Regions from separate parts of the Homo sapiens genome. Here region 2 is linked to region 1. A link is a contact called in ENCODE Hi-C or POLR2A ChIA-PET data. All regions are on one chromosome and are shown on one strand. The core of a region is the stretch at or near the end of the contact, and the rest is flanking DNA. Distances in the headings are between cores, read along the strand shown.

What was found. Hi-C counts contacts between places; a loop is a spot of excess contacts on that map. ChIA-PET counts read pairs that join two places held with the same protein, here RNA polymerase II (POLR2A). Pooled maps may share reads with other maps.
Region 2: a loop to region 1 is called in a map of PC-3, with 11 times the contacts of the local background. The contact joins two enhancer-like sites. A Hi-C loop is called at or near these places in 1 of 168 maps with a recorded cell type or tissue (PC-3) and 2 of 50 pooled maps. POLR2A ChIA-PET finds 5 or more read pairs at or near these places in 2 of 52 experiments (BJ and activated CD4-positive, alpha-beta T cell).

Annotation. Positions count from the first base shown.
Region 1 is chr13:79,987,874-79,990,920 of GRCh38, forward strand. No RefSeq gene overlaps it. Among named protein-coding and RNA genes, the nearest start is that of LINC01080, 22 kb to the right of the region's middle. Within about 2 kb of position 1,443, at least 4 of the 41 ENCODE cell types and tissues checked have a DNase peak (open chromatin) inside an H3K27ac peak, as active enhancers do; they include PC-3, where a contact is called at or near this core.
Region 2 is chr13:80,082,644-80,085,494 of GRCh38, forward strand. No RefSeq gene overlaps it. Among named protein-coding and RNA genes, the nearest start is that of LINC01080, 73 kb to the left of the region's middle. Within about 2 kb of position 1,433, at least 6 of the 41 ENCODE cell types and tissues checked have a DNase peak (open chromatin) inside an H3K27ac peak, as active enhancers do; they include PC-3, where a contact is called at or near this core.

The DNA of each region.
Region 1 (3,047 bases), core at 193-2,692:
ATCATAGAATCTCTGGAGTTTCATCCTTCTAGTTCCAAAAATATTTAATTAACTATGGATTACAGAGCAAGAGAGTCATTTAGAGTGATGTTAGTCAGAGGAAGCAACTTCAGAGGAGGCTCATACCTGGAAGGCCCATCTTTCACCTTCCCTCTCCCACCTTAGCAAGTTTCTACAATGCCTTCTAGACTTGGTTCCAAGGTCACCTACTCTTTGAGAATGTTCTTAACTGCCCCTGTAAATGATTTCTCCTCTCTGGCCCACAAGTCTCTGCATATGACATAGTGTAGCTTACCTGTACACACATCTGCTTTCTCCCATATACTGTGAGCTACACAATAACAAGAGCCATCTCACCCATCTTTGAGCAAACAGAGGTACCCTTCCTATAATAAAAATACCATTTATTTATTTCAGAAGCTTTCAATAGTTGATACATCTTATATTTTATGAATGTTCCATATGTATTATATATATGTTCCAAACAAGACTGTAAGTGTCCTCAGTGAACATACAATGTGTGTGCCTTCTTTTGGTGTTTTCCTCAGCTCTGGGTACACGTGCTTAGAAAGTAGATGCTATAATTCCCTGTATTGGAATAAGATAGATGGCAATATTTCTGATGAGCCTTCCTTAAGAATTCCCCTGTTTATCACCACTTGAAAGCACTTATTAATTTACTTATACTTAGTTCATATAAAGAAGTTTAAATGGTTTAATCTATGATTTTAGACAGCTAAATATAGGCACACAATTGTTAGCTCCTGGAGGGCAAGGAAGTTGCTAGTTTATCTTGCCTTACAGAGTACATTAAACAGTACAAAGTATTATCACTATTTAAAAAAATACTCTTTTACGACAGGGCTGAGTCATGGGGCCACGGAGCTGATGTGAACAAGCAATGTTCAGACTCAGAGAGTAAAATGCAGAGATACTTTTAGTGTCATTGCATATTCTCCATTCCAGACTCTCTACTGCAAGCTCTTTCTTTGTGATTTGGCCAACCCAACAGAGAAGAACGTTGAGAGGATTTCTTTCTGCACATTCATTGGCAGTAAGTCCAATGTTAATCCATCCTCAGGCTAATGGCCAGTTGGGACCAGAGGTAAACTACTAGTGGCTAACTATTCAAACAGGAAAAATGGTTTGAGACATTGTAAATTCTCACGTAAATTCATTTATGCCAAAACAGGCTAAGTTTCTTTTTCCTAGAAAACCAGGACAAGGATTTTAATCAAATCATTCAGGTAATTGCCTTAATATGTTTTGCCTTTGTGGGAAGCTTTTGACTTTTTACTTCTCGCCTATTTGCTGATGATATGGTAGTAATCTCTTGGAAGACCTAGGCACCTGGCCGGCAGTCATTCTCTCCACCCTCTGGCTTGACACCATCCTGGGTGACTCCAACTGACAACTTTGCCTCAAGGTTCCTTGCCTGCTTCAGCTTCCAGAATTTTCCGCCACCCCAGGCACCCACTCCATGGTCACACCCTAGATCTTATCACATGCAGATTGCACCATCTCTCAAATAAAGTAGTCACAGTCATTCTTAACCATGCATTCCTCACCATCTCTCTCACTTTATTGTTCCCAACACCAGCTCTTTGACTTTAGTGCTTTATTTTATAGAGTCCCTTGTCCCTCTCCCCATTAGGTCCCTCCTGTCTTTACTTAGCTCCTTAGTCATGCCATTACTTCATCCTTTTGTTTACCAGTTTGCTAAAACCTCTATTCTGTGGTCATTCCGCCATTCCTCATTGGAGAAAACCCTACAAACCTTAATACATTCTACTGCTACATTCTCTGCTTTTGCATGCAGCTCACTGACATTTCAAGAGAAAAATCATACAGTGGTCAGAATTGGTCCACTACATATTTATGTCTTTCATTTTGATGGGGCACTTGTGGCTCTCTAATGCACTACTATATTTTTCCTGGTCAACAAGCAATGATTCCATGTAGTATTTCAACAATACCTATGCCTCTCAAAAGTCCATCACCCCACCCCAGAAGCCCCCTCAGCTATTAGCCCGTGATCTTCTATTTAATAGAGAAAACAAATAATGCAACAGTAATTTTCTCAATTTACTTTTATACAACTCAATAGTTTCCTTCTCTTCCCTGTCAAAATGAAAAATATTTTCTTCCTTTTCCCTCTTCTTACAGGCTGAAATCTGATTATTCCCTCTCACTCTTTATTTTTAACGTCTTTCTTTACTGGCACATTTAAATATGCAGATGCATTTTCAGTGGGGGTGGGCAACTCCCTCCCCCTCCACTATTTCTCCCTCTAGTTTTCTGTAGCTGTTTAGAACACATCTTCTCAAAAGAATTGTCTTACTATCTCTGTCCCCGCTCCCAGCCATGACTCAACTTAGCCTTTCATTCTAATTGCTATACTCCAGCAGATCTTTAAGAGACCACAAATGATTTCTGTGAGCATTTGTAAGTCTTTGTCTTACCTAATCTCTCACTAATAGAAACACAACTGATTGCTCCCTTAAAATACTTTCTTTCCATATTTTTTATGTCACCACACTGCCAGGTTTCCTCCAGGTCTTTCTATGTTAATTTATGGTTACTTTGCTGTTTTCTCTTCCTCTGCCAATACCTTTTAAGTTGGTGTGACTCCACATGTGTTTTAGATGCTTTTCCTATGTCATTCCACACTCGTGTAGGAGGCAGAGGAAGAGCTCCTTTTCTAAAGATGTGCTCATTCTAACTGCCAGAACCTGTGAATATGTTACATTACATGGAAACAGGGACTGTGAACATGTGATTCCATTAAGGACCTTGAGATGGGAAGATTATCCTGGATTATCCAGGAGAGCCCAATGTAATCACAAGAGTCCTAATAAGAGAAAGATAAAGGCCAGATAGTCAGTGAAGGAGATGTGATGATGGAAGCAGAGGTCACAGTGATGAAAGCAGCCTCTAGAAGCTGCAAAAGGCAAAGACAGAGATCTTCCCCCCAAGCTTCTGGAAGGAATGCAGCTTTGCTGACACTTGACACTGTTGAGACCCACTTCAAACTCCTAACCCCGAGT
Region 2 (2,851 bases), core at 183-2,682, 95 kb after region 1:
TCCCTTGTGCTTGCTGAATTTTAGGATATGAGACAGCCTGCATAAGGGAAATAAAACAAGATGAGTTTTCATCAAAGATAAAAATGTAAGGATTTGTTTATTCAAATATCTTCTGAGCAGGAATCTATAAACTCATTTCTCTTGTTTTAAAGCAAAAACTACACTGGAATGTCTTTTAACACAGTGCCAGAATTTGACATGAAATGGAAGAATGAATACAATAACTGCAGTAGAGTATGAGACAAGTCACACAAGCATGCCACCATGACTCCTCAACAATGCTGCTTTTGCAGAGGAGGGAGGGTTAAGGATGTGGTTGCTGTACACATTGGTGAACACAAATGAATTGACTCACAAGAAGTCCATGTTTCTGGATCAAAAGATTTCAGCCCTCCAAGAGCTGAAATAATAATAATACATCACAGGCCACATCCATCTATTATAGTTTTAAGGATAGTTTGTGGACATGAAGTATTATGAACCATAAGGGTTTGCAGTATTCTGTCTCAAGTTAATGCTATAGTACATCTTAACACCATTGACATTGGCATGCACTGTTCCTGCCTGAGGCATTAGTTGTCTAATTTGATCAAATTCAGACCCTATAATTTGAACTCAAGCCAAACCACAATCAAATCATAAAATTTCCAAAGCTGCCACCATCTTGGAAATGTCAAATGTTGGGTGAGGGGAGCAGGAAATGACTATACAGGGAATAAACAGAGCCTATGGTAATGAATTTTACATCTGGTCCTTATACGATGCCATCATTCCATTAGCTGTAATTTAAATATCTTGATTAACATTTCATTACCATAGGTGACTGCTGTAGAATAAATTGGATCTCCATGCACCATGCATATCAAAATATTCTAAACTCCTTTGAGTTTTAAGGTGCTAAATATAGTACTCTCTGGCCACTTAGAAAGTCTCTGAAGTCTGTTCGGTATTAAGCATAAAAAATAAACCTGAGAAAAAGGGATGTTTTTGTGTGCTCAGATATTACGGCCCGCTAAAAGCATGGACTGTTTTGGCAGTCACTGTCAGACCTCCCGGTGTCTGAGGAATTGTATGCTCCTTTCTAAATCCTTTCGGAAATTGCCAGTTTGATAGAATAACATTGCAGGAAACCACTCAAATTGAACATATTTGTTGTTTTATGTTCTGCCAGGCAAATGTCAGAACAATGCCAGGAGACCACAGTGGGTCAGAATTGGAGGGAGCAGGAGGGGAGGTGAAGGAAGGGAACCAGGAGCAAAAGAGACAATGAGAATAGAATCAGAAGTTATTTTAATGGGGAATTTTAAAAGCATAAAACAAACTGTTGCTTTTGAGAATCAAAAGCAAAATAGATTGTGTCTTCTAACTTGTCTTATATAGTCAACGGCATGACGTCCAATCTGTGAATTTTTGTTGCAAAATTTGATTATTGTGGTCAACAATTTTCTGGTAAATCCCTGCTCACTGGTCAATGATGCTGCCAAAAATGAAGGCTAAATAGATGACTCAGTTGTAGAACTCGCTCATGGAAGCTTATTCTTATGCTTTTATTCCACTTACACAAATCTACTTTACTACAAAGACATTCTTTTTTTTCACTTTTTGCATTCTTCAGTTACACAGCATGCCATATAAATCATTTTAATTAATTAGGAACAACAATTTGCCATAATCATTTATTCAATCTCATGTTTGAAGTCCTAGTGAAATAATTTTTTCTAGGTCTGACAGTATAATAGAACTTACTGGTAGTAATTCCAAAAAATAATCCTGCAGGAATTTATCTTTCCAGAAAGACCAGCATGGGAAAAGCTGTTGGAATGAGTGTGTTAGCTTTGACTCTTTTTTTTTTTTTTTTTTTTTTTTTTTTTTAAGTGGCTGACTCATAAATTAGGAACTTGATTCTCTCTTCCGGGCTTTGGATGGCTTCCTAATGAGCAGAAGGGCTGCTTTATTTATTTATTTACTAACCTTTGTGGATTCAAACCCTTGATAGCACTTAACACTTTAGTTACTGTGGTTATGTTAAATTAATATTGCAAGCACACAGTGCTGGCTTGATTAGCAGGAAAATCTTTTTGCCTTATCTCCACTCAAGTATTGAACCCAGCACCAAATACATGCTCACTATTTTTTGCTAGATTATCTTGCATTTTAGCACATGGAACAAATTTGATATTGATTAAAATTGAATGTTATTAATCTACTTTATTTTCCACATCAGTTTAAAAAGAAACTGAAAAAACCATGGCTTCCAAATGCACGTGTTTTGAGAGCAGCCAAATAGTGAAAACCATATCGTATTTTCAAATATACAACACCACACTCAGTAACTTTTAATTTTTTAATTTAATTTAATTTTTTAGAGACAGGATCTCACTCTGTTGCCCAGGCTAGAATTCAGTGGCTCGATGATAGCTTATAGCTTTATACCCCTGGGATCAAGTGATCCTCCTTCCTCAACCTCCTGTGTAGCTAGGACTACAGGCACATGCCCTCATGCCTGGCTAATTTTTTTTTTTTTTTTTTTGTAGAGATGGGAGTCTTACCATGATGCCAATGCTGGTCTCAAACTCCTGGCCTCAAGCCATCCTCCAGGAATTTTTTTAAAATCAGAATTTGAATTAATTTATTCTTTGTACAATATGAATGTTTACTCTTAGATACATACTTATCTAGTGTCTCTAAAATTGAGGATTTTCTTTTGATATGCATGGCAGAATATTTTGTGTGCTTTAGGATAACTATGGTGGACTTGATGGTAGATATTGGTTTTACTTAGCGGGTACCAATGGAGACGTAAAGGAAGGAAAGTGACTTGTCCAATGTTACAAAAAATTGTACCAATGGA